Regions from separate parts of the Mus musculus genome. Here all the other regions are linked to region 2. A link is a loop called in an ENCODE intact Hi-C map of the cell type or tissue named here. Cell type or tissue: left cerebral cortex. All regions are shown on one strand. Each heading gives the region's core, and the rest is flanking DNA. Links, peaks and the distances in the headings are about the cores only.

What was found. Hi-C counts contacts between places; a loop is a spot of excess contacts. Peaks named below come from ENCODE experiments on the same cell type or tissue, not always from the same donor. Only the 100,000 strongest peaks of a DNase experiment are listed, where the experiment ranks them.
Region 1: it touches region 2 in a loop (5-fold over the local background); 3 of 42 quality-filtered maps call a loop at or near these places.
Region 3: it touches region 2 in a loop (2.8-fold over the local background); 3 of 42 quality-filtered maps call a loop at or near these places.
Region 4: it touches region 2 in a loop (2.3-fold over the local background); 3 of 42 quality-filtered maps call a loop at or near these places.
Region 5: it touches region 2 in a loop (6-fold over the local background); 3 of 42 quality-filtered maps call a loop at or near these places.

The regions. Positions count from the first base shown.
Region 1 is chr13:14,599,936-14,606,413 of GRCm38, forward strand. No RefSeq gene overlaps it. Among named protein-coding and RNA genes, the nearest start is that of Mrpl32, 9.9 kb to the right of the region's middle. In left cerebral cortex, for the core only: no CTCF peak of the experiment used is centred there; a DNase peak (open chromatin) is centred at 3,020.
Region 2 is chr13:14,518,976-14,525,453 of GRCm38, forward strand. It overlaps Hecw1 (HECT, C2 and WW domain containing E3 ubiquitin protein ligase 1), which reads right to left and starts at 4,251. Exons shown (of 29, transcript NM_001081348.3): 1 at 3,849-4,251. It overlaps Gm30893 (a long non-coding RNA gene), which reads left to right and starts at 3,620. Exons shown (of 2, transcript XR_382090.4): 1 at 3,620-3,708; 2 at 4,574-5,525. In left cerebral cortex, for the core only: a CTCF peak has its summit at 3,494; DNase peaks (open chromatin) are centred at 892, 1,545, 2,077, 2,408 and 3 more places; H3K4me3 peaks cover 4,158 bases; H3K27ac peaks cover 3,798 bases.
Region 3 is chr13:14,610,437-14,616,914 of GRCm38, forward strand. It overlaps Mrpl32 (mitochondrial ribosomal protein L32), which reads right to left and starts at 2,601. Exons shown (of 3, transcript NM_029271.2): 1 at 2,456-2,601; 2 at 987-1,168; 3 at 1-304. The coding sequence starts at 2,582. The coding sequence ends at 50. It overlaps Psma2 (proteasome subunit alpha 2), which reads left to right and starts at 2,806. Exons shown (of 8, transcript NM_008944.2): 1 at 2,806-2,879; 2 at 5,576-5,652; 3 at 6,301-6,433. The coding sequence starts at 2,839. In left cerebral cortex, for the core only: no CTCF peak of the experiment used is centred there; a DNase peak (open chromatin) is centred at 2,709; H3K4me3 peaks cover 2,041 bases; H3K27ac peaks cover 861 bases.
Region 4 is chr13:14,385,654-14,392,131 of GRCm38, forward strand. The region is part of intron 2 of Hecw1 (HECT, C2 and WW domain containing E3 ubiquitin protein ligase 1); the gene reads right to left. Among named protein-coding and RNA genes, the nearest start is that of Gm30893, 130 kb to the right of the region's middle. In left cerebral cortex, for the core only: no CTCF peak of the experiment used is centred there; DNase peaks (open chromatin) are centred at 3,217 and 3,425.
Region 5 is chr13:14,422,626-14,429,103 of GRCm38, forward strand. All of the region lies in intron 2 of Hecw1 (HECT, C2 and WW domain containing E3 ubiquitin protein ligase 1), which reads right to left. Among named protein-coding and RNA genes, the nearest start is that of Gm30893, 97 kb to the right of the region's middle. In left cerebral cortex, for the core only: no CTCF peak of the experiment used is centred there; DNase peaks (open chromatin) are centred at 2,420, 2,758 and 2,773; H3K27ac peaks cover 1,148 bases.

The sequences.
Region 1 (6,478 bases), core at 840-5,839, 81 kb after region 2:
CCAGTGGGCCTCTCTTTCCAGTGATGGCCGACTAGGCCATCTTTTGATACATATGCAGCTAGAGTCAAGAGCTCCGGGGTACTGGTTAGTTCATAATGTTGTTCCACCTATAGGGTTGCAGATCCCTTTAGCTCCTTGGGTACTTTCTCTAGCTCCTCCATTGGGAGCCCTGTGATCCATCCATTAGCTGACTGTGAGCATCCACTTCTGTGTTTGCTAGGCCCCGGCATTGTCTCACAAAAGACAGCTATATCTGGGTCCTTTCAGCAAAATCTTGCTAGTGTATGCAATGGTGTCAGCGTTTGGACACTGATTATGGGATGGATCCCTGTATATGGCAGTCTTTAGATGGTCCATCATTTCTTCACAGCTCCAAACTTTATCTTTGTAACTCTTTCCATGGGTGTTTTGTTCCCAATTCTAAGAAGGGGCACAGTGTCCACACTTTGGTCATCGTTATTCTTGAGTTTCATGTGTTTAACAAATTATATCTTATATCTTGGGGCCACCTGAGTTTTTAATGTTAGCCATTCTGACTGGTGTGAGGTGGAATCTCAGGGTCATTTTGATTAGCATTTCCCTGATGGCTAAGGATGTGGAACATTTTTTTTAGGTGCTTCTTGGCCATTTGAGTTTTCTCAGTTGTAAAATCTCTGTTTAGCTATGTTCCTCACTTTTTAAACAGGGTTATTTGGTTCTCTGGAGCCTGACTTTTTGAGTTCTTTGTATATATTAGATATTAGCCCTCTATTGGATATAGGATTGCTAAAGATCTTTCCCCAACCTGTTGGTTGCCGTTTTGTCCTATTGACAGTGTTCTTTGCTTTACAGAAGCTTTGCAATTTTTATGAGGTCTCATTTGTCAATTGTTGATCTTAGAGCATAAGCCATTGGTGTTTTGTTCAGGAACTTTCCCCCTGTGTCCATGTGTTCAAGGCTTTCCCCCACTTTCTCTTCTATTAGATTCAGTATATCTGGTTTTATGTGGAGGTCCTTGATCCACTTGGACTTGAGCTTTGTATAGGGAGATAAGAATGGATCAATTTGCATTCTTCTACATGTTGACCACCAGTTGAACCAGCACCGTTTGTTGAAAATGCTCTTTTGTCAAAGATCAAATGACCATAGCTGTGTGGGTTCATTTTTGGGTCTTCAATTCTATTCCATTGATCTACCTGTCTGTCGCTGCACCAGTACCATGCAGTTTTCATCACAATTACTCTGCAGTACAGGGTGAGGTCAGGGATGGTGATTCCTCCAGATGTTCTTTTATTGTTGAGAATAGTTTTGGATATCCTGGATTGTTTTGCTATTCCAGATGAATTTGAGAATTGCTCTTTCTAACTCTGTGAAGAACTGAGTTGGAATTTTGATGGGGATTGCATTGAATCTATAGATTGCTTTTAGCAAGATGGCCATTTTTAGTATATTAATCCTGCCAATCCATGAGCATGGGAGATCTTTCCACCTTCTGAGGTCTTCTTCAATTTCTTTCTTAAGAGACTTGAAGTTCTTGTCTTACAGATTTTCACTTGTTTGGTTAGAGTCACACCAAAGTATTTTATATTGTTGGGAATTTTGTGATGAGTGTCAGTTCCCTAATTTAATTCTCAGCCTGTTTATCCTTTGAGTAGAGGAAGGCTACTGATTTTTTTTTAAGATTTATTTATTCATTTATATGTAAACAGACTGTAGCTGTCTTCAGACACTCCAGAAGAGGGCATCAGATCTCATTACAGATGGTGTGAACCACTATGTGGTTGCTGGGGTTTGAACTCAGGACCTTCAGAAGAGCATTCAGTGCCCTTAACCACTGAGCCATCTCTCCATTCCCTGATTATTATTTTTTTTATTCAGCCACTTTGCTGAAGTTGTTTATCAGTTGTAGGAGTTCTCTGGTGGAAGTTTTGGGGTCACTTAAATATACTATCCTATCATCTGCAAACAAAAGGAGGTCAAGGGGATACAAATTGGAAAAGAAGTCACAATGTGTCTTCTCTATTGATAATTTTTATCCCCTGTAAAACACATTCTTTTCTAATTTAAAGTATACCTTTTTGTGGTCCTGGCCTTCATACCATGTCAACAAAAATATCAATTTGAGTCTTTTGGAGAACACATGGCATATGGCACTGGCCATTAGGTCATTAATACATCACATTGGATAGAATTACTTGCTTTGTCTAAATATGCTAGCAGTGGCAGGGGAGAAAAAGAAAAATGGGGCTTCAGTGAGGACAAATTCAGAGATATGGGCTTTTACACCTGTTCCCCAAAAGAATAATAGTGAGTCAGACTTTTCAGAAGAGAAACATTTCTTTCAGCTTCTTTCTGTTGGCCTAGATCTTTTAGTCTGACCTTCAGGCGTTACATCAGAGGACCAAGTTCTTCTTGCAAGGAGAGCAAGTGTAGCAAATTTCATTGTGCTAGAGAGGATGGGGGCTGTTCCTCTGACTTTTTTCTTCCATCTACCTTTGACTCTTGCTGCCAATCATCATCACTATATCTATGTTTTCTCTGTTTACAGAAAAATCCCCACCAATAATAATACTTGTTGAGCTCTCTGGGACACACACATGTTCTCCTTCTTGTTTGCCATCACTATCTTTGTACCTATGCTTTCTTTTTAGAAGATAATCGCTGTCAACAATAAAATGCATTGATATATGTCCCCCTCTCCTTCTCTATTCTTTTTTTTTAAAGATTTATTTATTTATTTATTATATGTAAGTACACTGTAGCTGTCTTCAGACACTCCAGAAGAGGGCGTCGGATCTTGTTACAGATGGTTGTGAGCCACCATGTGGTTGTTGGGATTTGAACTCCAGACCTTCGGAAGAGCAGTCGGGTGCTCTTACCCACTGAGCCATCTCACCAGCCCTTCTCTATTCTTCCTTTCCTCTAGATTCTATTTCATTTCTTCACTCCCTGGGAGAGGAAAATCCTATGGAAAGTTCTCTCTAGGAATGCTGCCTCTACCAACTGAGCAAACATTTATTCTTCAGCCCACTCCCATCTGTCATCTGCCACCAACACTGAAAGAAAATGCTTTTGTCACTGTCACAAACTAATTCCATTTGCTACAACCACTAGGTGCTTTTTAAAAATACATATTTTTGATTATATGTTGGGAGATGGGAGAGGGAGAGGATACATGTACATGAGTGCCCATGACCTTGGAGCCAATGGATCCTCCTGGAACTTGAGTTATAAGCAATGGTGAGCTGTGTTGTGAGTTATGATGAGTTCAACTCAAAAATGCTCTGAAAGAACATTAAGTGCTCGTAACTGCTGAGCCAAACTCCACTAGGTGCTTTTAAAATCCTGTTACTCCTCTTTGTAGAAGCCCCTGAACATGTGGAATTTCTCCAGAGAAGCACTGCCGCAGTCCAGGGTGATATCCTCCCACTGATCTCCCCTCCCAAGTCTGCCTGCAGAATGTTATCTTCTTCTTAAGCCTCCTGTATAGGTAATCTTATTCATTCCCGTGGAGTTAAGCTTCCTCCATTAGCTCGCCCAAAGCAAGACACTCAGCTTAGTTGGATGGCTTGTTGAAAGTGTGAATCTACCCTCTCCTCCCATAACCTGCCTTCATCTCACCCAGGCTTCCTCATTATGTTCCCTAAACTAAAAAGCCAGGTTTTCAAGACAGGGTAGGAAGATAGGGAAAACCAAGGAGGGAAAGCCAGGGGAAAAAGAGAGACAGCCCTTCACCCTGGGATCTGATTGTCTTTCCTGCTGAGTCCAGAAACCTAAACACAACTGGTAAAGCTAAAACTGTCTACAGATGTAATATGTGTTTTCTAAAGATACCTCAAACAAGGATGCTAAAAGCAAGTGAATTATTTTTAATCAGGGCCAGATTGTTTATAGCCTTGATTCTGAAAACACTCTACACTTACCCCTAAATCTAAACAGAGTGTGTCAAACAACCATTGGGGAGTTTCATTTATAAAAAAAAAGTTTAAAAAATTGCCTTATTCTTGCTTTCACTCCTCTGTATAACACACACACACACACACACACACACACACACACACACACACACCTCCCATTTCCCTCTTCGAACTCTAATATCTTCCCTGTCCTTGTCCTGGTTTGCTTCTCTATTGTAATAAACAATATCCAGAGACAGATAGCCCTGGATGAAGTAGGACAACAGGCTGAGTAAGCCATGCAGAGTAAGCCAGAAAGCAGCTTTCCTGCACCGTCTTTGCTTTGGTTTCTGCTTTCAGGTCCCTGTCCTGAGTACCTGCATTCGCTACCCTCAACAATAGATGGGTGAGATGAAATAAATCCTATCTTCCTCAAGTTACTTTTGGCCGTAGCAATCAAGAAGCCAAACAGGATGGAAATTGGTACCAGGATCATGGGATATTGGTGTGGTAGACTGGTCATGTTGATTTGGGGAATGTTTAAAACTTTGGGCTAGAAAAGGCCTTTGGATACTTAGAGTTTAGGCTGTTGTGGGAGCTTAGAAAATAGGAATGTTGAAAGAGATGCAGACTGTTAAAGCCTATTAAAAAGACCAGCCTTACTGTGCTAGTTTTAGCCTAATAGACTCCATTTTGTACCTAGACTCCATCTTATGTTTAGCTTGCCCCTAGTTTGATCTCAGTTACTAGAAAAAAACATAATTTGTTCCTAGAACCACTCCACCCTTAGTCACCACCCTAGTAACAGCCATTCCACCCTAATAACAACCAATTAGTATCAAGCAAGACAAAATCTAACATTACACGAGATTACTCAAGCTGACCCTCACTGTTCATAGCCAGTCAAAAGTATTACTAGCCAATAAAATTGCACCAAGCTTATAACCTTTAAATGTTAGCCAATTATGTAACTGCCAAGTTGGAAAGCCCCTTACCCTACTTATAACCATGATAAAAAGACTTGATTTTATCAGCTTGGGGCCTTCCCCCACCCATCCACTGTGTTAGAGAGGTTTAGAGGTCTGAGTTTGAGCTTAAATAAAGACTCTTTGCTTTTGCATACAAGTTAGACTCTTGGTGGTCTTTGGAGGAACTTACAATCTGGGCATATCAGAGCTGTTTCTGTGGTACTTTGAAGGCTATGTGGTTTCTGGTAGGCAAGTCTGTAGGTTATTTTCTTGATTAATAACTGAGTATTAGTTAACACCTGACTTGAATTTGGGACAGTGGGACCCTGACTATTTATTTCCCCAGTGCCTAAATGTATAATTGAGATTTACTTAGAAGTTAAAAGAATTGCCTCATTAGTTCCCTGAGCTGTAGAGCCAAGGCTATTATGGTCGGGAAGGTCAAATGGAAGCCATCAAAGTTGCCTTTATCATGGAAAATAGTGAATCCGAAACAATATTGCATTTCTGGAGGGATTCTAGAAGTTAGTACCACCATTAAAAACTCGAAAGATTCAGGAGTAGTGTTTTCCATTATACCTCTTCTTGACCTGTGCAGATCAATGAATTATGGAAAATGGCAGTGACTGTTGAAAATTAACTACTCTGTGAACTGAGCAACTACCTCCCCGCCTATCCCCTAGTGAGAGACAGCTGTTGTGAGGCCAGTCTGACTGGTGAGGCACACAACCTCCAGGACCAAGTAAGAATCAAGTTCTCAGCTCTCAGGTTGATTCTGCTGTTGTCACTGCATAGCCCTGGCTGGTCTGCAACTTGCTGTAGGCTGACCTCAGACTTACATAAGTCTGCATTCTTGTTTCCCATGTGCTGGGATTAAAGGCATGCATTTCCATTCCCCACTTAAAACACGAAGTGTTCAGTATTGGTATATGTGCATGGGTGGGGTCATTTAAGAAATTCAGTCTATTTTTAAACTTTAATTTTTAAATTGTGTCAGTCTTTACTGTGTCAATATAACATTAAATTTGCAGGGAGGAATCTATCTTTCATGTATCCATCATCTAAATTTGATACCTAAGCACATCTCTCTTCCATTTGTGCTTAAACTTGTATTTTCCCTAATTCTTTATTTTGTTTTGAGGTAGCATTTCTCTCTATGTAGTCCTGGCTATCCTGAGTCTTACTTTATACATCAGGCTGGCTTCCAGCTCGCAGACATCCCTCTGCCTCTGTCTCCTGAATGCTGAGACTAAAGGTGTAGACTGACATGCTTGGCTTTATTTTCCCTGATTTTTAGTGATCTTAAGACTTTTGCTGCAGCTAGCATCATACTAAAATTCTTTTCTGTGTTTCACTCAAGAACTTGCCTTCATTTCATCTTATTACTAATTTATTTATTTAGATCACACATGTGTATTTTCTAAGTCACATGTGTGGGTGTCAGAGAGTTTCTGAACTTGGGCTTACAGTTTATTATGACTCAAGAAGCTTGGTTCAGCAACCCATTCTTGAAAAATAAACTAAAACAGCCAAATTAAGAGTAAAATGAATAGAGATTTATTCAATGTGGGATTATTCATATTGGGAAGAAGGCCCAAGAGATTCAGGGAGACTCTCCAGTCCATCTGCAGGGTA
Region 2 (6,478 bases), core at 425-5,424:
AAAGTAAATCCTCTGAGTGGGTGAAAAAGTGGGGGAAGGAGGAGGAAAGAGAAGAAGAAGGAAAAGGAAGAGAAGTAAAAGGAGAAGAAGGAGAAGAGGAAGAAGAAGAAGAAGAAGAAGAAGAAGAAGAAGAAGAAGAAGAAGAAGAAGAAGAAGAAGAAGAAAGTAGGTCACTGAGAGAACAGTCACTTAAAACACTCAGAGCTTTGAGCAGGAAGGGTACACAGAAGTGGGCTTTTCTAGTTTCCCAGGGTGATTTCTCCTGAAGTCTCAATGTCTGTGAGACCTGTCTAAGAATCTTCATACATGAAGATTCCATCAAAGGAAGCTGGCTCAGGAAATGTTGGTCTCTAACTGCTTGGTCATTTCAGAAATACAATGTATGGTTGTTAAATGTGATTTGTACAAATATGGGTCAGTCCATAGTATTTCCTAAACCTGACTGCCATCCTTGCAAGACTAGACAGTAGAATGTAGACTTGAGGAAGAACTGACAGCAATACTCTGGTCTTCTGTTTAAGTACAAGCCAGAGGACAGAGTACTTGGGCCAAACAATTTTCCTTCAAAGCTAGGACAGAACAAAGCAGTGGCCAGATAAATTCCATCAAACTAGAAAGACAAATACAGATCATTCAAAGAAAAAAGAAAAAAAAAAAAGAACTTTTCCCGGCCCTACTGCATTTTGATGTCCTCTCTACACAGTTTTGTTTGTTTTCTTGGGAGGAGGAAAGCCTCCCTCAGAGGCATCTGCTGGAAGGCCCGCATCTGAGTACTTCCTCACCATTTCCATTAAGCATCTTACATAACCCCATCTGATTCTTCCAACTGACTCATGAGGCAGAAGATGCCCACCTTCCTCCTGTCTATACAATTACAGAACATTCCCATGACCTGAAATCCATTCAGTAGACATTCTCCACTACAGATCACATACCAGGCAAAGTGCTAGGTGCTGCGGATGAAAGGTGAGTTTGATAGTGCCCTTGATCTGAGCTTTCAGAACAACATTTAAACTGGAGGCTACAGCATTCACAACTCAGATAACTGCAGTATGATCAGTACTAACCTAGCTGTGTGGGTGAAATGGCTATAGGGAAACAGTAAACTATGCCCAGCACGTATTGCTATTCCAGGATATTATTTTGATCATAACATTTAAGGAAATTAGTGCTCAAATGTGGTGTTTTGTGTAGCTAGGCTAGAGTCAATGGTTAAATGCCTCTTCATGTCTAACTTTTAACAATTACCAAAGTAAACAAAACTCTATTTGCCTGTTTAGAAACACCATTGTCTCAGTCATTATCATCACAGTAGCAAATGTGAGCATGTGAGCATTATGAGCAATACCAAACACTGACAGAGACAGTAAACCTGATGCTATTGCTAATTACTGCACTGGACAAAATTCCTACCTGTGCTCTTTCATTAGAAATAAGCAAACAGAATTCAGTAGCTGGAAACACTAATTCTCAATTATCAGTGAGCAATTAAAGCTGAAAGTAAGAGAACCTGTTACACAATGCACTCCACGGTCTCCACTGCTCCGCGGCTCCCCTCCCCGGGAAGCCTCTTTCTTTAGTGGACTAAAATTGATCTGTTTTAAATCATCAGTTCATTTCACTTATAGGAGAAGTGCTGAAGTTGGAGCTTAAAAATTTTTTTAAGAAATAAACATTATAAGGTCTATAATAAAACCGTGGTTTGCTTCCATTATTTGAGTATAATTGTCTTTCCTGAACTGGCTAACTTTTCTTGCCTCCTTAATCACTTAGCAAAGAAAGCTAGAACTAGAGGGAACTGTAGACTTAACTGGACCAACTCATTTTACACTTGGGGATTGAGACTAAGAGGTTTTTTCTAATGATTACATTTGCCCGTTAAGTATTTGTTCATTAAGAGTCCTATCTAGAGCTGGAAGGCCAAGCCTCACTAGGCTCATCTTTAAAAGGCAAAGTGTGAAGGAGGAAGAGGTGGATGATGCTGTCATATCCATGAACAACAGCAGCTGCATTCCCTCTGCATGATATGCTGCTCCAACTCAGGATGTGGCCTCCTGAACCATGTCAATAATGTCACAATCTGAATAAATTTAGGCAACTGTCTTCGTGAAAATCTGTCCCCCCACAAAAAGAGATCTGTCATTCTGCAAAGAAACCAATTGCACTAGACCAGGATCCTAGTGTGGATCTACCAGAACCTATTTTTTTTAAAAGAAATCCTCCGGACCCGATTTGCCTGTTGGTCTAGGACTTAAAATAGTTCTTCACTTCACCAGTGCCACATTCCAGAGGAGGTAGCAAGCTGAGGGATCAGACAACAGGGAAAACTGCCACAAGCTACGTCTTTACAAACACACACACACACACATTCATATTAGAGTAGGCATGTGGATTGTAATCCCTTCTTAGTGGAAAACACATTTTCAAAATGAATCCCCACGCTAGAGTGAATTACCGTGATAGCCACAGCCGGAGAGTCCCACTGTTGAGAAACTGCAGATCTGGCCACCTGCTTTGAGAAGCTTTGGAACAGCACCGCTGGGGTCTTTTAAAGCTGGTCTTTTCAGGTAGGCACCTACCCTCCTAAACCGCCTTTTAAATTCCAGGAAAAGAGAAGCCACCCCTTATCTTTGAACTATATTGTTCTTCCAGTCTCCACTTCTGCTGAATACAGCATAGTTATCTTTTCAAAGAAAGAAGGAAAACAAGGGAGACTCCCACTGCTGCAGATCCCAGAAGTAAGCCTAAAAAACTACAGCAACGTCAAAAAAAAAAAAAATGTCTTCAGTAGCTAGGAATATCCCGGCATGCTATCTTCTGTTAGCTCAATGCAGACTGAGGCTAGCTGTGGACAGAACCACAGCAAGCTGGGACATCTCTGCAGCCTGTTTTTCTGCCAGCTCCCCACACCCCCTCCCTACCCCCATGTTCTGAATTTGGCAGGGAAGAAGTTACCCTGTCCAGCCTCTGTGCGCAAGATGAACAGACCACACATCCACACTCCCAAAATTAGTCCAGTGCCTGGGAAATTGAGGCTGCAAGGCTGTCAGAAAGCCCTGGAGTGGAGGATGGAGGGCCACTTTGAGCTCTAGGATTTTGCTGCATTGTCATGGCCTGGTAAAGTAGGGAGAATGTGTCGAATCTCCGGCCAAAAATGGACCGGATGCGGCTTTCCCAGCGCCCCCTTGCCTGCCCCCAACCTCCGCCCCTTTCTCTTCCTATGTGCAGGTAACAGTAGGGTAGGCAAAAGGACCAGCTGCTCCCGCTGAAACTCAGGTGGCAGGCCCAGATGAGAGGCACAACGGGCCAGAGATAGGGAGTCGCCTGGGGAACACCCACACCGATCATCTTCCCATCCAGTCACCACCCAGTAGACTGCACCTGGCGGCCGGCTGCAGGAGCCTTTGAGTGAGCACAGAGAGTTCGAGCAGAAACCATGGGATACAATTGTCTAAAAGCCTTGGTTCACAAGGAGTGGGTGTGGGCTGGAAAGGGGGATTACGTAGGTCTCTCCGCCCCCTCCTCTGCCATCTCTTAGCCACTGGGAGGGCGCCCAGGGGCGGAGGAGGCGCTGCGAACCCGTTTGGGGGCTTCTTTGTTTCTCTTCGGGCCCCTATCTGCCGGCTGTACCCAAGCCTTGGGATGCCAGCCCGGCTTGGGCGGCGACCCGCCCCAAGTCAACAATTGAACCTCGCGGGAGAAGAGAGGGTGGGTAAAAGGGTGGATCCCGGCTCTCTGGAGGCAGTGCGCTGCAGGGGCTTCGCAAGGGTGAGGAAGCCGCCCCAGAAAGGGGGTGGGGAGAGGGCAGGGAAGGAGAGGCTGATGGTCTGAGCGTGGCGTCTGCTTACCTTGGCAGCCTCCAACTGGGCACAGATCATGCTCCGGTCCGCACGCAGGTTAGAACCGGGGGTCGCACGTGGCTTGCATAGGTGCCAGGCATTGAGGACCTGGTTTGCTAGTCCTGGGCGATCAGCGTCTTTTGCCTTGCTCTGGCTGCTTCGTATCCTGAGCCAACTATTGTCAGAGCCACCGTCACGGCTGGAGCAGCTCTCGACTGGTGAACCTGTGCGAGCCAGGAGGGGGTCCTCTGGGTCAGAGGCTCGTGGTGTTGCGGCTCAAACAAGGACTCCCAGTGCGTGGCAACGCAGCACACTTTATTGCTTTATCCTTCCTCCCGCATCCCCTCCCTTCCTGCCTGCTCCTCTGTGGGAACCAGACTTGAGAACCAACCAGGAGCCAGGCTTGCTCTCTGTGGCTGTGCTCCGCCCTGCAGCCTCACGCACCCGCACCCTCCTCCTCACCCCTTTAGTATATATATATATATATATGTATGTATATATGTATATATATATATATATATATATATATATATATATATATATATTCTTGTTACTATAGGCCCTATCCTTCCAACACTTAGCACGCGTCCGCGAGGCTTATCTGGAACCAGCCACGGTTCATCAGTTCCTTTGTGTACATGCAAATGTTGTGTTCAGAAAGGATGAGTACCTTCTAGGTAGGTACACTGTGTCAGGTGTTCTCACCTCAATTTCCTTACTTGTCCATTTCACAGATGCAGATACATTGCACAGCATCCTCCAGTATTTTCGCAGCAAGTTCCCCCAAAACAACGTTATGATCACAAATGCCATGCTTGTAAATCGCCCTAGGTATCTATTGTTGATAAGCTTAGCTTTCCAAGCAGGTTTAGTATTAAGCAGTACACATTGTCAAAATAGTAAAATGGAAGTAGGAAAAATGCAAATCTTTATTTGACCAGCCGACCAAGATGCAAAAGAAAGTGAAATGCTGGCCACTGATTTGGTCTAATTTGGGCTTGCTACGTTCACAAAGTGCGAAGGTTCTGAGCACACAACCCCCATAATCCGCAACTCTGTGTTTTTTACAATGCCTTTTTATTTCTACCTATTTTCCTGCCCGGCACTCCCCAGGCAAACTATTTTTCACATCTTAGAGGTGTACCTTTTCCCTTACCCAGGGAACACCCTAGTATTCTTACTATACTTAGTAATGCCTGGTAATTCCTCTTAGTCACCCTGGTAATACCTCTAGCTCCAGAACCTTTTCTTGAAGAGCTGATTGGATATATCTCCATTTATAACAATAAGACAGATGGCTTCTCACTGGTGTTCTTCTTGTTGACCCACCTCTTGCCACTGATTACACTCTTGCAGCAGAACTTTACAGAAGAGGAAACCACGGGAAACCAAGTGAAGCCTCAATTCCCACCCTCCTCCCTCCCCCGGGAGCACCTCCCTTCCAGCCTGCGCTCGTCACTTCAGGTGCCCAGTGATTTCTCAATGGACATTTCCCTCTGTCTGGCAGGAATCTGATTTTCCCACCAGATGAGTTCAACGCTGTCTGTTTTTCAAACCATATCTCAAAAGCCACACAGAACCCTGAGCACACATTTCACCAGATTTGACAGATGAGCTTTGGTATGAAGAAAACCTCCAAGAATGGACTTGGCTGAGGTGCAACAATAAACACCAGAATCAACCAAATGATAATACCAACCAGAAATTTGGAAGAAAAACAAGTAAATCAACAAAAGTCTCTTGTATAAACTAATATTAAAGATTTCTGAAGACACAATTCCAACAAACTGCCACAAAGAATGCTTATTCACCTCAATTAATTGTTAAGTTGTTCAGTCTGATTTTCAGTGTTGCTGCATCTATTTGGCTCAAAGAGATTTTCTTCCTGTTATGTCATGAGGATAGCTTGATAAGTCAGCATCTCTCAGTGTGTTGGTGCAACAATCCTGAGGTATGCTTTATTTTCCTCTAGGCACTTTCTTCTTTTCTATTTCTTTTTCTACCAAAGGAAAAGGGCACAAGTTTCACACCTTTTGTAATTTTAGAATTTTTAATTAATTAAAATATAATTATATCACCCACCTCCTTTCCCTCCAACCCCTCTCATTCATACCTCCTATTTCCTTGAAATTTCTTTATCACACGCACTCAGTCTGTTTAGTGTTACTAGTGTGTTTTACTGGGACTGGATACTCATTTAGGGGTTCATCCCTGGAAAGGATTCATTCTTTCAGCAGCCTTTAATTGCCTGTAGCTCTTCATCTTCATCTAGTGTTGGTTTACTGCACAATATCCCCACCTATGTTAGCTTGTCACCTGGTCCTGTCATTTTTGGGGTCTTATTTAAGCAGCCACATTGTTAAACGTCATGTGTGTGGCTTCCTGGCCATCTTTAGAAAACACTATCTTGCAGTGGATTGATTTCCTGGTCTCCCTATTCCTACAATCTTTCTACATTTTCTTCCCTGGTGTTCCCTGAGCCTCAGATGTAGCTTGTGTTGTAGATACAACTGAGGCGGGGCAGCCCACAGTCCAGATCTGCTGTGCATTTTGACTAGGTGTGACTCTAGTAATGAACTCTGGAAAAGAAGCTCATTTGATAACTGGTGAGAGCTACACTTATCTGCGAGTACAGGGAT
Region 3 (6,478 bases), core at 471-5,470, 92 kb after region 2:
TTTTAAATAAGTGCCTAACTATGAAATTATCTTTTTAACATTTTTTAGTTCAATTCTGGGTGAACCAAGATGGCCTCTTTATGTTTCTTTCAACAATCCTCTTGCCCTGATCCTTTTCTGATGGTTTCTCTCCTGTGTACAGCACCATAGTCTCAACGGAAGGAGCTCTGAAAGGACCTCCTTCTTGAGCCCCTATTTGTTGTCTGATTTTTGTCGTCTCCTGGCGTACTTTCTCATAGCAATATCCACAAAGGACATGTTTCTGCTTCAGGTGACCACATTCAGGGCAAATGTCTATATTGTTCTTTAAAACAAAGAAAAACATATTAATAACAAGCAATATAATACATAATCACCAGCAAGAACTCTAACATGCTGACATTGTAGCTTTCTGAGAATGTTCGTGCTACATAAGACTATATACTAGCTAGTTCAACAATATATTTTAACAGGAAAACCAAAAAAAAAAAAAAAAAAAAATAGCAACACTGAGTTCAAATTAGTAAGAAAATTAGGACTAAAACTCAAGTTTACCAATCTGGTATATTTTTATTCGTATAGCCTATGGGTAAACTATTCTCAAATTCTTTTGTCTAATCTCCAGCTTGAGTAGAATATTTTCATTATATGAGTGTAGTGAATTCCACATTAACAATTAAAAGCATAGTCAAGAAGTTTGGAGATTTTTTTCAGAATTGTTTGTAATGATCTCATTTGACTTTTGAATTAAGAGCTCTATCAGTCCTCTAACTTCAAATAATAACCAACAAGGAGCCCATCTAAGCAATGGGATGATTCATTAAGAGTATCTTAAAACATTAAGGAAGAATTAGATTACGTATCTATCCATGATGAGCCAAACAAGATGCTAAGACTATTATAAGGCTGGTTTTCTCTGCTACACAAATACAATACCGGGCTATTCAGTGTTAGACTTGTGGAAGAGAGTGTGTATGTGCACACACCTACACCCGTTCACACATTACCTTAATTTTAATAAGCTTTTGAGGGTTTCTTCTCCTACATCGGTTAACTTCGATGGTGCGTCTGTTTTTGGGAGCTGCCATCCAAAAGATACTATCTAAAAAGCTGGAATTCTCTTTATTTTCACAAGTATCATGTGCTAGCTCTGTGAGGATGGATGGTCTCTGGACGGCTAATGCTGGTGCTATAAAACAAAACAGAGATGCCGAATCAACTCGGAGTTCCTAAATGAATACAGCCACTATTTCCTTTAACAGTCAACATGTGTAGTGTCACTAAATATACACACCTATAAATTATATGTGTTTGTGAGTATATGTGCACATGTAAGGTCAGAGGACAGCTTTCAGAGTTAGTTCTCTCCTTACGTCATACTGGCCATGGGGCTAGGACCCAGGTCCTGAGACTTAGCAACAAGGTCCTTTACTACTGAGCCATATGGCTGGCCTGACATAAATAGTTTTGAATGTTAAACACAACAAACATTAGTAATAATCCCCAGCTATTAAAATATACTAAAGCTCATATAAAAGGCAATTTAAAATACTTCAACTGGAATGCTTTCTTATTGCAAGCTACCAAAGCAGCCAGGCTACTCTACTAAGCATTTCCTCCGTATATAATCCGGGACACTGCAGTTCAGTAATAAGTAGTGTACAAGTAATCTAATCCCGAGACTCCCTACATTCACTCACATCACTGAGATGACTACAATGGTCATCTGTACCACACTATCCTGATCCAGTTAGGTCCTTTTTCTTTAAACCTGGTAGGTTCCTAAAGCCATTAAATTTTTCCTTAATATTTAATCTTAACCTGTGTTCTAAGAAAAGATTTATTATTTATGAGATTATCAAGTGTTTCACCTTTGTTTTTCTAAATTGCTTAGATCACTTCTTTACCCTTTCTTATGTTCTTCAGACTTGCGAACGTTCGTTCAATTCTTAGGACTTCTTACCACTACATAAACTGTCCAAGCACAGGCCTATTAGACAACGAATGGACTGAAATGATTATCTCAGGTAGAACATGGAGACAATTATTTATTATGCTGCGCTTGAGATATAATAAAATATATCTCTGTTCAGACTGGGCATTATCACTTTTGCGATACACTGTAAATAATACAGCAATCTCAAATTTAACGCCCAAGATACCAGGAGCTCGAAGCTAGCCTGGGCTACACAGTGAGTTCTAGACCACCCTGGCTACGGTGACAGTTTCAATAAATAAATAAATAAATAAATAAATACGAAGCTAGCCTGGGCTATACAGTGAGTTCTAGACCACCCTGGCTACGGTGACAGTTTCAATAAATAAATAAATAAATAAATAAATAAATAAATAAATAAATAAATAACCAATAAACAAACAAACAAATAAAATAACGAACCAATCAACCAACCAAAAACCACGCTACAACCCGGAAGCCCTCACCAACCCTCTTTCCACGAACTCTCTCCTTACGGACCCCACGGAGGACTGACAAAGCGACTCCAGCTCTGCTGCAGTTGCCGTTGTAGCAGCTCCCAGCACCTCTGGAGCGGTCCGGGACGCACCGGCCATGGTAGTGAAAGCAGCAGCAACGAAGGAGCCATGATCTTCTCAAGACAGAGCGGGACGCGGGCTGAGCGCATGCGTTAAGTCCGCCCACTTCCCCGCCTCCTCGCTCAGAGCATGCGCAGGCCCCTCTTGCGCATGCGCAAGGGTCAAAGACCGCTGTGATCCAAAAACTCCAACTCCCAGCTACCCCTAGGTGACTCTCCTCCAATCAGAGCAAAGAAGAAAAAAAAAATTAAAGGAAGCATACTTACTGCGCATGTGCGTGGCTGTGTTCCGACTTTCCGGGTAAAGATGGCAGAGCGCGGTTACAGCTTCTCGCTGACTACATTCAGGTATTCGGGGGACCCGCAGGTTCCATGCGTCGCAGATCACAGGAGCGCCCCAGACATGGTCCCGTGTGTCGGACCTGGCTGGTGTTTGCGTAGGAGTGCACGGTGACGGAGCTGGACTCGTAGCTTTGCAGAGTCATGTTCCGTGCCAGGCCTGGGCCCTGGCTGAGGCCGGCCGTGTTGCGGGCCGAGGGACGGGAGGCCCCAAGCCAAGCACTAAGCACTGGCTCTCCTTCTAGACTAGGAGAAGGGTGCTTTGAGATAGTCTGTTTTCAGCTGCTCTCTTCAGGTCCAGGATTTCTTTACTGGCCCGGCTAGGCCTGAGCGAGAGCTTTGTAAACCCAGACTCCTTATGGGACGTGTGAGACGTCCTTTTTCTTTTGGGAGATCCTTATTTGCTGTTAAATCTTAGTTTTAGTCTCTGTTTAGCAGCGATGTGCTTTGAAGCTCACACTGCTTTCGGTTTCGCCTGTGCTCCTGTAGAAGCTTAAGAAGTATAAAATGAAGGCGCTGATTTCCTGTCAAGTTTTTGTGGCACATGCAAACTGATAACCTCTGTATTTTGCTTGATCCACTAACAAATTGCTTTAAAACGATTTTAGACCCTTATGTTTTGGGAGAAAGAATTAAAGAGTTATATATATTTTCTCAAAGTGCAGTTAAGGGGAACTATTGTTCCCTGTTTAAGAAAAAACCATCATGGATGAACTTAGACAAAGGACTGTGTTTTGACCATTTTCTTTCTTTTTTTTTTTTTTTCTTTCCATTTTTTTATTAGGTATTTAGCTCATTCACACTTCCAATGCTATACCAAAAGTCCCCCATACCCACCCACCCCCACTCCCCTACCCGCCCACTCCCCCTCCTTGGCCCTGGCGTTCCCCTGTTCTGGGGCATATAAAGTTTGTGTGTCCAATGGGCCTCTCTTTCCAGTGATGGCCGACTAGGCCATCTTTTGATACATATGCAGCTAGAGTCAAGAGCTCCGGGGTACTGGTTAGTTCATAATGTTGTTCCACCTATAGGGTTGCAGATCCCTTTAGCTCCTTGGCTACTTTCTCTAGCTCCTCCATTGGGAGCCCTGTGATCCATCCATTAGCTGACTGTGAGCATCCACTTCTGTGTTTGCTAGGCCCTGGCATAGTCTCACAAGAGACAGCTACATCTGGGTCCTTTCGATAAAATCTTGCTAGTGTATGCAATGGTGTCAGCGTTTGGATGCTGATTATGGGGTGGATCCCTGGATAAGGCAGTCTCTACATGGTCCATCCTTTCATCTCAGCTCCAAACTTTCTCTCTGTAACTCCTTCCAAGGGTGTTTTGTTCCCACTTCTAAGGAGGGGCATAGTGTCCACACTTCAGTCTTCATTTTTCTTGAGTTTCATGTGTTTAGCAAATTGTATCTTATATCTTGGGTATCCTAGGTTTTGGGCTAATATCCACTTATCAGTGAGTACATATTGTGTGAGTTCCTTTGTGAATGTGTTACCTCACTCAGGATGATGCCCTCCAGTTGACCATTTTCTTAAGGACTGACAGCTGAAGGCAGCCAGGATCTACTTGTTGAATATAACAGTAACTAGTAGTGGTTTTTCCATTACCACCTATGTATAATGAGTTATAGATGAACCTGGACAATTGAACTTTTTCAAGGTTGTCCACAAATAGGTAAATCAGGACTCAAACCTTGTTGGTTTTGAAAACAATTAATAGACTTTTTGTTACAATATATTATCTTTTGAGAATTGCCCTTTACAGTTTCACATAAGAAGTGAGTTAATGTTATTATTTTGAAATCTTTAAATGAATTCCATTAAATTCCTTAGCAAATGATTTCATTATATAATTGACAGAGACTAAATTTTGCATGGTAGTCGCTTATATTTGTAAACAAAACAAATACGGTCGGTCCTAAGTGGTTTCATTATAGCTGAGACAAATGGACATAGATCGTGAGGGACTGAGTTTTTAAGTTATTAGTTATTTAATTTCTTTTTGTGTCAGAATTATTGGTGACCCAGGCTGGCTTCAAATGGCCAGTAACTAAGGATGCCTTTCAGCTTATCCTTCTGCCCCCACTTGCTCTGTGACGGGATTTTAGTAATGCACGCCCATACCTTATTTATGCTGTGTCATGCATTCTAGACAAGCACTCTGCCATAGGAGCTACATCCTCAGTCCTTGAGTCTTTTATATAACAAACATCTCAATGTTTTCACAAACAGATTTCTTTATTATAACAGTCCTTTAAAAAAAATGATAAGGTTTAGCTAGCAGCTTACATTTGGTGAAGAATGGTAAATGAAAGAAAGAAATTGGCGTGGACTGGTTTGCGTTCTACCAAACGTGTTCGTGGGGATTTTGTTGAAAGAGGCAGTGGGCTACTGGGACTCATGAGCACAGCAGCTGCCTGAGTTCTCGGTACACTTGCCTGCAGTGGGGAACAGAGGGAGTGGGAATGCTTTGCTAACCAGAGATGGGGAAAACAACAGCAACAGAACACAGGAAGAGAATTTGTGCCCATTCGAGACTTGGACTAACTCCGTAGTCTGGTAAGCTTAGCTTCCAAACACCTTCAGGGTAGATTTCAAAGGCCAGAAGGTTTGATTAGTGAGGCTTGGCCTCTGTTTTCCTTCTGTCAGGTGTCCTGTACTATTTTGAATGTGTGAACAGAGGGAATGTCTCTGTTTCTTTTCCAGCCCATCTGGTAAGCTTGTCCAGATTGAATATGCCTTGGCTGCGGTAGCTGGAGGGGCCCCGTCAGTGGGGATTAAAGGTAACTCAGTGTTTCCTTCTCTTCAGATGCTTGTTAATAGTTAGCTGAAGTAGGTGTATGTGCATAAGCCTTAACAGTCTTTGTTAGAGAACTTTGAAGTTAAAAGAAATAACATTCTGAAATAGATGTTAAGTCATAATTCTTAGTGATCTTTGTGTTAGATTAAGGAATTTTGAAGTTTTAAGAAAGTAGCATTCAGCACAGTAATTTAAAATTTACAGCAAATATAGCATTTTAATCTATTGTGATAATTCATAAGTTGACTTTCATTCAGGAAACTATTGTTTTCATTGGTTCTATTTTTCTATGGAGTTTTATCTTCTTTATCAAGGGCTAATTATAAAACATCTGAAGATAAAATTATTGTATGTTCTAGTATCCTTATAGAGAAATTTCTTATTATTTGTATTAGAAGGCTTAACTAGATTAAAGCCAATAAACCTGAAAATATTGAGAGAGACTGGGTAATGCCTGCAGCTATGGGGATTTTACTTTTTTATTTTTTATTTTATTTTTTGGTGTTGTGTAAGGATCCAGAAAAAGGTTTTACAGTCTAGAGAAGGCAACAAGTTTGAGTTTAATGCATCTGTAAGTAGAAGGCTAATGAAGGATACATTGTAGTATTAATCTTTTTTTCTTCTTTTTAAGCTGCAAATGGCGTAGTATTAGCAACCGAGAAAAAGCAGAAATCCATCCTGTATGATGAAAGGAGTGTTCACAAGGTGGAGCCCATTACCAAGCACATCGGTTTGGTGTACAGTGGCATGGGCCCCGATTACAGGTATGTGTACTGTTTGTGATGTTTTCTCATCACGTCGTCCTAATT
Region 4 (6,478 bases), core at 668-5,667, 130 kb before region 2:
TCATGGGCATCTCTTTCTTTAGGTTTGGGAAGTTTTTTTTCTATAATTTTGTGGAAGATATTTGCTGGCCCTTTAAGTTGAAAATCTTCATTCTCATCTATTCCTATTATCCATAGGTTTGGTCTTCTCATTGTGTCCTGGATTTCCTGGATGTTTTGAGTTAGGATCTTTTTGCACTTTGCATTTTCTTTGATTGTTGTGCCCATGTTCTCTATGGAACCATCTGCACCTGAGATTCTCTCTTCTATCTCTTGTATTCTGTTGCTGATGCTCACATCTATGGTTCCAGATTTCTTTCCTAGGGTTTCTATCTCCAGTGTTGTCTCACTTTGGGTTTTCTTTATTGTTTCTATTCCCTTTTTATGTCTTGGATGTTTTTGTTCCAATCCATCACCTGTTTGGTTGTGTTTTCCTGTATTTCTTTAAGGTTTTACCTCTTTAGCAATGTTCTCCTCTATTTCTTTAAGTGAGTTATTAAAGTCCTTCTTGATGTCCTCTACCATCATCATGAGATATGCTTTTAAATCCGAGTATAGCTTTTTGCGTGTGTTGGGGTATCCAGGACTGGCTGAGGTCGGAGAGCTGGGTTCTGATGATGGTGAGTGGTCTTGGTTTCTATTAGTAAGATTCTTAGGTTTGCCTTTTGCCATCTGGTAATCTCTGGAGTTAGTTGTTATAGTTATCTGTGTTTGGAGCTTGCTCCTCCTGTGATTCTGTTACCCTTTGTCAGCAGACCTGAAAGTCTAGCTCTTTCCTGAGTTTCAGTGGTTAGAGTACTCTCTGCAGGCAAGCTCTCCTCTTGCAGGGAAGGTGCACAGATAATATCTGGCATTCAGACATGCCTCCTTCCTGAAGATGAAGGCTTGAAACAGAGCCTGTCCCAGGAGATGTGTCGCTTCTGCCTGTCCCATCAGCTGTGTAGCTTCTGTAGTCCACACTCTCACCTGTGCAGACTAGTCTCTGAGGTATCCGGGACCAAAGATGTCTCCCCACCTGCTCTGGCAGGGCTCTCTCAGGCGGAAACCTCTCCTTTGATGGGGAAGGTGCCTGGATGTCTGGAGCCTGAAAAGGGGTCTGTCCCAGAAGCTGTTTCGCTTCTGCCTGTCCCAGAAACTGTGTAGCTTCTGTAGTCCGCACTCTCACCTGAGCAGACTAGTCTCTGAGGGATCTGGGACCCAAGATGGCTCCCCAACATGTGCTGGTAGAGCCCTCCCAGGTGGACACCTCTCCTCTGGCGGGAAAGGTGCCTGGATGTCTGGAGCCCGAAGTGGGTTCTGTCCCAGAAGCTGTGTTGCTTTTGTAGTCCACACTCTCATCTGCATAGACTAGTCTCTAAGGGATCCGGGACCCAAGATCGAAATTGTCAAATTATAATAGTAATAATGGTTTATATGATGAGAACAAAGACATAGATGGAAACATTGATGAAATAAGATGTTTGCTGGTTAATACTGAATTGTAATATGGCATCTGCCTGGTATAAGAACAGCAACCTAAGTATGGTTCTAAAAGACTATACTCTGCCACCCACCCAGGCTTCTCCACCATCCAATGAAGATTTAATGCAATATATGACAATTCAACAGTGTTATAAACCTGGAGGGCTGTAAAAGTAGTTTTGATTAATTTACACTGCAGGCAGGATGTGCACCTGCTCAAAATATGCTATGATATCCCTTTGTATCTTCTTCCATTTTCAAGAAAGTGGATACACTTTCTAATCAGCCATTCCACCCTCTAGCAAAGATTCCTGTCACTGTGATGTTTGTTTGCTTGTCTACTACTCCTATCCCTATAAAACTTTAGTCTCTTTATAAACTCTCATGACCTGGCATAGCCTTAGCCTCTTTATAGCTCCTGTGCTCTGGCACAGTAAGTAGTATTCTATTTTTTTTCTTTGCTTTTTTCGAGACAGGATTTCTCTGTGTAGCCCTGGCTGTCCTGGAACTCACTTTGTAGACCAGGCTGGCCTCAAACTCAGAAATTCGCCTGCCTCTGCCTCCCAAGTGCTGGGATTAAAGGCGTGCGCCACCACACCCAGCTTCTAGTATTTTATTTTAACCAAAACATTCTTTAATGTGACATAAATAGTTTATTGGGCCTTATAAAAATAAAATACAGAAATATAAGAAAGAGACAATAAGTTGTTTATAAAGAAGTCTAAACATTTCCTAAACAGGTGTTTTTATTAAAGATTCACAACTGATTATTTGTTATTGTAATTTCCTGTTTTACTAAAATGTAGTGGGCAAAATCCTGTGAGTTGATTGGATATAAGGCATTTGATGTACATGGCTTTTGGTGACCCAAATGAGACATCACACTTTTGCTTAATTACTACTTATTAGTTAACCTAGTAAGTCTTTGAAATAACTTTTCCTTCAACAAGTGAGCCTTTTAAACTTTGTTTTGTAATCAAAACATTGTAGGAGTTTCCTCTAGAATGCAACCCATCCTGAGTGAGGTGACTCAGACCCAAAAGGACATGCATGGTATGGACTCACACATAAGGATATTATACAAAAAATGTACAGAATACCCAAGATAGAACCCACAGAACCCAAGAAGACTGAAACATGGAAGGGCCCAAGTGAGGATGCATGCTATTTTTGAAAGCATCACTTCCCATTGCTTTAGGGGACTATGCATATTTCAAATAAAAGCTATTCTTTTAAAAATATCTCTACAAAATTAAAAATCATAAAAAGAAATAATTAAGGAAACACCATTAAAGTATACATTATGGAGTTATTCAATTGTGAGAGAGAGAAGGATGGATTTTATTCCTAAAGAAGGTGTTATTTTACTCAAGGAAGCTTCCAGGACATTTTTACACTGTGCCCAGTTTTAGTCATACATGTAGGGGGATAATGAAAACTTGAAAAATATTCAGAACTTCTTCTGTCTGCAAAGGAGCTCAGAAAATTCAAATAAGGTTAATGTACAGAATGTCTGTGTAAGATGGAAGAATATGAATAAGTAAAAAAAAAAATCAAAAAGATTCTATTCCAAAGTGAGAGAAAGAGGAAGCCGTTTCAGAACTCATAAAGGCTGTAACAGGACACTTGAGAGTGTAAAGAATATGGGCACACAGAAAAGAAGCCAAGCTTTAGCCACATGGCTCCCTATTTGGAGAAAGAAAATGTTTTCTACAAAAAGTAACCCAGATGGCCATGGTGAAGAGAGACTGCATCCCTACCCTCAACACACGCACACATCCACGCACACATACACGCACACCCCACAAGGTTCAAAAGCAGTTGTAGCTTTGATGAGACAGTGTTACATGTTGTCATTCATCACCATGTTTCTTGAAGTGCCAAGGGACAAATTCTATTATAAAGAAGAATGCATTTTCTGAAGCTGAGCAATACTGGGGACATGAAAACAACTACAGGACAGGGAGCCTGAATTTATTCTTCACATCCCATGGCAAGAGGCAGCCCTGGAAGGATTTTTGCACAGTTGGGTAAAACAAGTAAAGACAAGCAAAGCACAAGCAGCAGCTAGCTCAGCTCAAGCATGGGGTGTTGGTAAGAAGAAAGGCAGCCTACCTGTTTTTGCTAGGGATGGAACTCAACTGAGAGTAGCACTAACACTAACACTGAGCTAACACTGAGCCTGAGGTCACAGAGCTGATAACCTTAGTGCAGTTCTTTGCTGAAGGTTCAGCAGTCCACTTTCCATCCATAGTTGCAGCCTTCTAGCAGAATGACTTATATCCTTAAGACCTTGAGAGTATAAGACAGGTCCTCTATCCATAGAGTTCTCTGTGATGTGGTTGTTTTTTAAAAGTTTATTTAAATTTTATTTTAATTTTAAAGTGTGTGTGTGTGTGTGTGTGTGTGTGTGTGTGTGTGTGTGTTCAAATGTCTGAAAATGCCAGAAGAGAATGGTGATCTCCTACAACTCAAGTTACTCATAGCTATGATTTGAACTCAGGTCCTCTGCAAACACTCTGTGAGCTTTCTGTAACTGAGATCTCTCAGTATACTTGGGAGATACCCCAGTTAGAACAATAATCTTTCCAGGTGATGAAAGCTGGGATTCTTAGGAGGATGAAGAATCTGCCTTGCTTACGAAATTCAAAGCTAACTGTGGATCAATAAATCAAACAAAAGTAAAGTGGAAAGTATCATCAGTAGGTCTTTCCAAGCACATGAGGGAATATGAGAGATGGAGGACAAGGGTAAGAACACTATGCTTAAACATCAATAAGGAAAAAAAATGACATGCCCATTTATTCATCCATGAAGCCTGGGATATTGCCAAGAGAACAAATTTAGAAATTTATGGGCTAGAAGAAGGAGCTGAGGTAACTAATGGCCCAAAAAATACATTTAGTGAGACATATAACACCAAATTCCCCAAATCTGGAAAGAAATGAATGCACAAATGCAGCAGCCATTTATATCCCTAAATAGGCATGACCAAAGAAACCTCTCCATGGCATAGCATAATACAAATATCAAAATAGAAGCAAATAAAAATGTTAAGTCCTATAATGGGGGAAAGGTAACTGCACTAGAATAACATCTACAACCCTCCAAAGGAGCAAAGTATAAGCTAATATATTCCAAACCTTAAAACTAACTAATTGTCATCTAAGATTGGTATCTCAGGGAAATCTACCCTCTAAAATGTGGGAGAGGTACCTCCTTTCATGTCTCTTATTAAATACAAGTTGAAAACTAACTCCTGACATACATCACAAGAATTATCTACCATGACTAAGTTGGCTTCATCTTAGAGATGCTGGGATGGTTCAACAAACACAAGTGAAGAGGTGTAGTAAGCCACATAAATGGACTCAAAGACAAAAATCACACACTCATTACACAGATGAAGAGACTTTCTTTGGCAATTTCTTTATTCTTTCAGGATAAAGTCCTAGAACAGAAGGAACAGAAGGAACCTATATCAAAATATTAAAAGCTATACACCAGAAGCCCACAGCCAACACCATCGTAATGGAGAAGCACTTAAAGGAATTCCATTCAAATCAAGAATAAGGGCTGTTCATTATCCCTACGCCTTTTCAGTACTGTGTTCAAATCACTGATCAGAGCAATAAGGCAAGAGAAGGAAATTAAAGGGACACAAATAGGAAAAGAATAAGTAAAACACTTCCTATTTGCAGATGACATATTATATATAAGTGACCTCTAAATTTTCTAGAAACAGATTTTCTAGAAACAACATTTTCTACAATGTTGCCAAATTACCAAGGGATTCTACTCAGTAGCTCATGGGATATAAAATAAATCTCAACAAATACAGAAAAATATTAAATATTCCTGTACATCCTATTGAACTTTAATGTTATATGTGGTGGTTTGAAAGAGAATGACCCTCATAGGCTCATAGATTTAAATGCTTGGTCACCAGGGAATATCACTATTTAAAGGATTAGAAGGTGTGGACTTACTGGAAGAAGTGTGTCACTGGGGAATGGTTTGAGGTTTCAAAAACTCAAGCCAGGCCCAGTGGTTCTCTTCCTGCTGCCTACAGATCTGGATGTAGACCTCTGAGCTACTTCTCCAGCATTATGTCTGCTTCCTGGCATGCTGATAATGGGTTAAACCTCTGAAACTGTAAGTTGGCCCAATCAAATGCTTTCTTTTATGAGTTGCTGGTGTTATGGTGTCTCTTCACAGCAATACAACAATAAGACAGAAGTTGGTACCAGATTCCTGGGTATTGCTGTGATAGGCTTGACCATGCTGGTGAGAATGTGGACTTTGGGCTTTCTGAATAGGAAAACAGTTGAATGTTTTAAGCAGGGCTTAATGGCCTACTTTAGTAGGAGACATGGAAGACAGTGCTGAAGGTGCTTTGAAATGCATAGAGAAGAAGAATAGTAGTAAGTGGCCTAGAGACAGACCAGCCGTTTGATATTTTAGCAAAGATCGTGGCTGCTTTCAACCCATTCTGAAAAATCTTCCTGGGGCTAAATTGAAGATCTTTGGATTAATGATGTTAATAGAGGCGTCTGCCTAGTATTGACTCTGTCATGTGTTAATTAGTGGTCTTATATAGATCTATAATGAAAAGGAGCAAGCTAAACAAGGAAAAGAACAAGATGTACAGTTTGAGGAGAAAAGCAGCACTGGGGAGTGTAATAGAGCTAAATCCTGTGCTCACTGAAATAAAGAGTTTCAAGAAAATCTGATGCTAAATGGAATGAAGGGAGTGGTGATGTCAGGGTAAGACTCCACCCAGCTCAGCTTCCAACTTGTGAGAGTGAAAGAAAAGCATAAGCCTTGAAGGAAACCATCTAAAACAGAACACTGATACAGATGCAATTGAACAACAGGGCCGTGTTCAAGCCTCAGCAAACAGAAAACACGGTTCTTCTGCCACATGGCTCTGGCTTTAGAGTCAAAGATACAATGAAGACTCTCCCTCCATAGCTAAGGAAAGCTAGAATGATATCATCTGCACCTAACATGTGTGGAGGCATAATATCACACCCAGA
Region 5 (6,478 bases), core at 451-5,450, 96 kb before region 2:
ACTCATCCTTACATGGGAAAACCAACAAACAAACAAACAAACACAGCATTGGGAGTGTGAGATAGGGAAAGGTGATCAAGTAAAACTAGAATTAAGCATTGCTTAGAAGGTTTATCAAAATGCCTAGATGGTAGCAATGTGCCGGTGGAAATACTCAGATATTAGATCAAGTGAGTTAACACTAGGGCAACATTGTTGGAACTAGCTGAGACAGGAGGGTGAAATGCTGGATGCTGGTACACTTGTAATGTGAGCCTACGTTGCCAAAGAATGTATCCTATGAAGCAGAGTCTAGCTTAAATGACAGTGAGTTGGTGGTTGCTATGATCACATCCTTTCTGGTGAAGTAATGACCCTGGATCCTGCAAAGCCATGTAGACATGAAGTAAATGGTAATTGGAAGATAATAATATTACTTAGCTAATTACATTTGAGAAAAGGAGACTTAAGAATAATTTTGTGGATAAAATTGAACCTGAAAAGATGAAATAACCAGAGAATAGGCTGGAATTTTAATGAGGTAGGAGCATAATGAAACTATCTCCAGGAACATAGTTTATATTTAGATCTGCAATGGTGCTGAATAGGAATAAATAAAAATTTTATAAATCCACACAGAGTTTCCTGTCCCATTAAGGGTTGTAAAAGCAACATTACTTAGAGAAATAGGGCTCATTTTTTTCACAAAGAAAACTTAGCTTGTGGTTGTGTTAACTTGGTATCTTACAGCTCCTTGTAACACTCAAGGAGAGTCGGTCTCTAAAACATGATTGAAAGATAAATCCAAAAGAGAAATAAAAAACATGAGGACCTTATAATAAGGAAGATACCTACACCATCCAAATGGAGGAAATTGATTATTGTAGAAATAGCATCAAAATAGGCAAAGGTCACCTTCTAGGCCAGCAGGGAGGTGAGATCAGTGGGAACAGATCCTCTGTAACAGTTAATTTTCTGTTACTGTTTTAAAAAAATACCATGACCAAGATTTATAGAAAAGGAATTTATTTTGGTTTATGGTGCCTGAGGGATAAGAGTACATCATGGTGGTGACACATGGCAACTAGAGCAAGAAACTGAAAGACCACATTTTAAACCACGAACACAGAGGAGAAAGAGAACTGGAGGGAGGGTGAGACTATGAACTCTCAAAGCTCACCCTCAGTGATGTACTTCCTCCAGCAAGGCTGAACTGCCTCCACAAACTGCACTACTGACTGAAGACCAGGTGTTCAAATCCATGAGCCTCTGGGTACAATACCCTTTAATCTCACCAGGTCCTCCTGGCTCAGCTCCTGCCAATCATGATCAACAATGGTTGTAAGAGTTCTCTCTCTCTCTCTCTCTCTCTCTCTCTCTCTCTCTCTCTTTCTTTCCTTCTTTCTTTCTAAAAGAAACCAAGATTTTTAATTTTACTAAAAACTGTTCTTTTTAAAAAGAAAATTATCTATTAAATAGAATCTTACTAGCAACCAAGTAAAATTACCCTGGTGAGATGACCACAGACTTGGTGAACTCTAAGCTATAGCTTTGTGCAGTATCAGAGGGACCTCTAGGCTATAATTTTATGCAGTATCAGAGGGACCATGGGTCTGCTTTGCCTTCCTCTTTATCACTTCCAGTCTTTACAAAATGTTGTATACTGATTAATCTAAAATGTTCTAACACCCTTCCCTCAGTAGAATGAAATGCCTACTAAGGCAGAGACCTGTTTGCTTAGAGTTGTATCCTCAGTACATTCCTTGACCATGTGTGGTACAAAGGAAACAGCAAATAAGAAGTTCCTGGGTGAATAATAAATGATGAGTTCATACCTCAGTCCAACTAATCTAAGCTGGGACACAGGATCCTGATTCCAGGGTATGACATCTTATTCTTAGTAGCTCATGACTGTTCAGGACAGTCACCCTCTGGACATTCTAAGAATAGAATACTCCTAAATCTTTTACTTTGCATATCTGGATTTTTTTAAAGAAATCATCATGAGAAAATGGAAAATATATACATATTGATTCATGGTATATATAAAATTATGATTGTGAAAACAGTTGCTTATTGTCTGAAGCAGTGTGTACAAGAAACTACACCGAGGAAGCACAGCTGCACAGGTTAACTCATCAATGACCCTCTGATGCACTGACATGCTGTAGAGTATTAGTGATGCTCAATTCTCTAATAATTATGCACATTGCATATGGATACTAGAGGAAAACAAATACACAAGCAAAACATACAAGAAAACATTTAGTTCTTGCTGACAAAGAGAAAAATGAGCTTAAACTCAACAGGACAGGAAAAGAGGCATCTGCAATATCCTATGGAGATGTAATTCCCCTGCCTGAGCAAGATTACTCACTCTATAGTGCTTACATGAAGCAGTTAGATAACATACACGTTTTATGCCAAATGACTGCCTTGAAAAAATAATCACGCCATGTGCACAGCCTAGTTAGAAATCAACCCTTGAGTTATCCACACAAGTCTCTTCTACATTGCTCTGGTTTTAGACAGAAGTACAGTTTATTTTAAGTGAAAAAATATATGTATATTTATAGTACAGTCCAGGCTTTTTGTAAAAACACTTACTTAGAAAGAAAATGATACATTTTTATATCTCAACAAGAACAGCTTCAAAGAGAGCATGGTATGAAACTATTGAAGGGCTATGGCCTTGACTTTTGCTAGTAGCTCTGGTTCTGTTCCTTTATGAGTGCTGTATCAGAATGATAATCTTAAATAGATACTAGGACAAACTGTAAGCAAGTCAGGAAAAACAAAACAAAACAGTTTGTGCTGAGAATGCTGCTTCCTGTTGGGAAAATACTGGTGGTAGAATTATCTAGAAGTGAGAAAGGAGCCAAGGTTCCCTAGGTGATACAAGGTATAGGGAAAGTGGTAGAGAGTTGCACCTATCACTTGTCAGCAAACAGCCACTAAAGATTCATCTAGGACTATGGTTCTACTTGTGATGTCCTAGCCAGCCAAGAACCAACTCATCTGGCTCCCTGATAGGAAAACTGGACAACACTGTTCATATCCTCTGATCCAGAAAAGTTGAGTTCATGGTGAAATAGAGTGGGGCAGGAAAGGAGATCAATACTCTTTTCAAGGAAGATCTTAAATCAAGTGTAGAGAATTAAGTCTGCAAGCCACTCGAAGAAACAAACATACATTCTATGAGTTCTATTCTTTTAGAGATACCCAACTTATACAATTATATTTCACATTATGCAGGCTTCACATCTGATGTTTGTAGACATTTCCAGTGGGGCTGAAAAGGCTGCTGATACGGCATTGACTTTCTAAAAGAAATGAGCCCAATTTTTTTCTCCTTATTACAACGTGGCAATGGGCCATCATTCATATCAGAGGTGACTCTGAAGATATCTAGAGTCCCAGGATATAGTCTGCTTAGATTCTGCAGAGAAAAATCAAAAGAGCTGACTGAACTATTAAAAACATATTAGTAAAATTTAGACAAGAAACCTCAGAAAAAATGGTCAAAGTTGTCATCCACCATTATCATGAGAATTTGAACCACTCCAAAATCTAATCTGTGGTTTGGCCCTAGTGAGTTACTACAAAGTAACTTTCTTTCCCATACTTGATCTGGTATTAGATTCTGAGACTAATCAAATGACCTCACTACACAATAAACCTAAACCAATTTCAAACAGCTCTGAAGGAATATGGAAACCAGTTTTACCTATCTAATGCTAGGACTCAAAGATTATGGACTCTCAGTTCTGGATCCACATAAAAGAAAAAGAAGAGCAGAGAAGTTGAATTGGGTTTCCCTAAACATCCTCATGTCTTCCACACTGCTGGGAAACCAGACAAATAAGTTCACATATGTTTGTGTTTCTACTGTGTGTCTGTGTGTGTCCATGGAAGACAAAAGAGAATGTCAGGTTCCATGAAGCTGAATTTACAAGTAGTCACCGGCCATACAACTCTTAAACAAACAACAACCCAAATATGGTTCTTCTGGACCTAGCATGGCCATGGCTTTCCTGGTTCTCATCCTTTCTGGGATTACTGGTTGACATCATTGTAAAAATATGTGTCCTCTAAGATATGTGACAATTTGAAACTAAAGTCCTTTAGGGTACATTTGATTCCTAATACAAGAACTCTGATGCCTCCTCTAATCATTAAAACAAGGAGAGTCTTGTTGTACTTCTTAGGCAAAATCCACACCCTTTATCAACTTCAACACAGTTACTAAAGATGGATTGCCTATCAGACTTCTCTCCAGAAGGATTTTAGGGCTTACATCTATGGGGCCAGTTCCGGCAGGAGAAAGGGACTGGAGACTGCAGTGTCAGGATTAACATGTGAAATAAACCAGCTGGGAGAGGAAGACCAGGTTCCCTTCCCCACCTGAACTAAATACAATAGAATGTGCCTGAAAACAACAAAAACCAACCAACCAACAAAAGTGGTGATATACAAATGTGAGCCATTGAGTGTTATGCAAATTACCTATTATATAGGGTAATGACTCTCATGGGCCATTTTTTCCCCTGGTCTTTTTCCACTCTCATCTCACAAATTCTTTCTTTTTTGTAATAACTGTCTCTGTTATTATTTCTAATCATGTGGCCCTGGTCCAGTTCTTAACCTTGAGTCATAAAAGCCTGAAAATTTCATTAGATCTCCTGAGACTCAGATCCACACCTGTATCAATTCAATCTAACGATTTGAGAGATGTTGTTAAAGTGCTATAGTCTGGACTTTAGCTTGTTTCTGCTCTTGGTGCCAATTGTAAAGGAGGCATTTTTTGACAGGCTTGTCATGCTAAGGTTACTTGATAGCATGAGAATTAATTCTAGACTTTGCATAACAAAAGTGAGTGCTGCTTGCCTTTCTGAATAGCCTTGTTTGGAATTCATCTTTAGATTTTTGGGTCGATTTTTATTTCAACATTTTAGGAGTAAAAGCTATTTGAATTTATCTTGGACCACTTTATAGTACCAGTTAACAAGAGAATAGTTGTTGGGGGTGATGCTTTTGTTATGTTAATGAAACAAAGATTCAGAAGCTGGGAATTTAGCTCAGTGGTAGAGAACTAACCTAACATGCATGGTCTTGGGTTAGGTCCCCAGTCCTGAAAAGATAGAGAGACAAACAGACAGACAGACAGACAGATGGTGGTGGGGTTTAAGAATTCCCTACTGTAATGTCTCTGGGAGTGGGAAATATAATTAGTTGCCTTCTAGGGAGAAATTCTACTAACTAGCCCCTTTAAAGTATTAATTCTGGAAAATGAGACTAGAAAGCTCTTGCTGCTGATTTACAAATGAGATTGCAAGCAAGACTGATTTTTTTTAAGGTTTAAAATAAAAACATATGATCTTGTTTTATTATGTCAGAAATACATAGTTCAGATCTGTTTAAAGGCATGATAAATTGATACTGCCTTTTCTTACAAACTTGTGTATTCTTAACTTCTTGAAATCTATTAGATTACATATCTGGGTTAATTAAACATGTCTCATGAAATAGTAAAATGGATTAAATATTACATACCATTAGAAGATACATGATCTTTCAAACATGTAATTTAGAGTGATAGTAAGCATCTAAAAATAGTTTACTAATGCCGGGGCCTAGCAAACACAGAGCTGGATGCTCACGGTCAGCTATTGGATGGATCACAGGGCCCCCAATGGAGGAGCTAGAGAAAGTACCCAAGGAGCTGAAGGGATCTGCAACCCTATAGGTGGAACAACAATATGAACTAACCACTACCCCCCGGAGCTCGTGTCTCTAGCTGCATATGTAGCAGAAGATGGCTTAGTTGGCCATCATTGGAAAGAGAGGCCCATTGGTCTTGCAAACTTTATATTCCCCAGTACAGGGGAACGCCAGGGCCAAGAAGTGGGAGAGGGTGGGTAGGGGAGTGGTGGGGGGGGGAGGGCATGGGGGACTTTTGGGATAGCATTGGAAATGTAAATGAAGAAAATACCTAATTTTAAAAAAAGGAAAAAATAGTTTACTAAAAGTACAGTTTATTTATATAAAACATCATCTGTTGAGTTGTAAGACAAAATATTGTTAAATTACAAGTATACAGTTTGTATAGAGTTTTAATAAGGGTTTTCTTCTAAAATAGTTTCTAAAAAGAAAATAATTATCGTCCTTTGTTTTTCCTGAAAAGTCATAGGTGAAGGAAATAAGAACTTGCAAATCTTAATGGGAGTCACTGACCCTCAACATTCACCAGTATCAGATAATGAACTCGCTGCGAGAAACCTTCCTAACCTCTTAACTGTTCTGCGCATCCTGAGTATGCCCAACAGGAGCTATGCACACACTGAGTAAGAGACATGGCACCCACTTATGCCATGCTGAGTATGCCTAACAGGAGCTTATGCACACACTGAGTAAGAGACATGGCACCCACTTATGCCATGCTGAGTATGCCCAACAGGAGCTTATGCACACACTGAGTAAGAGACATTATGGTACCCAC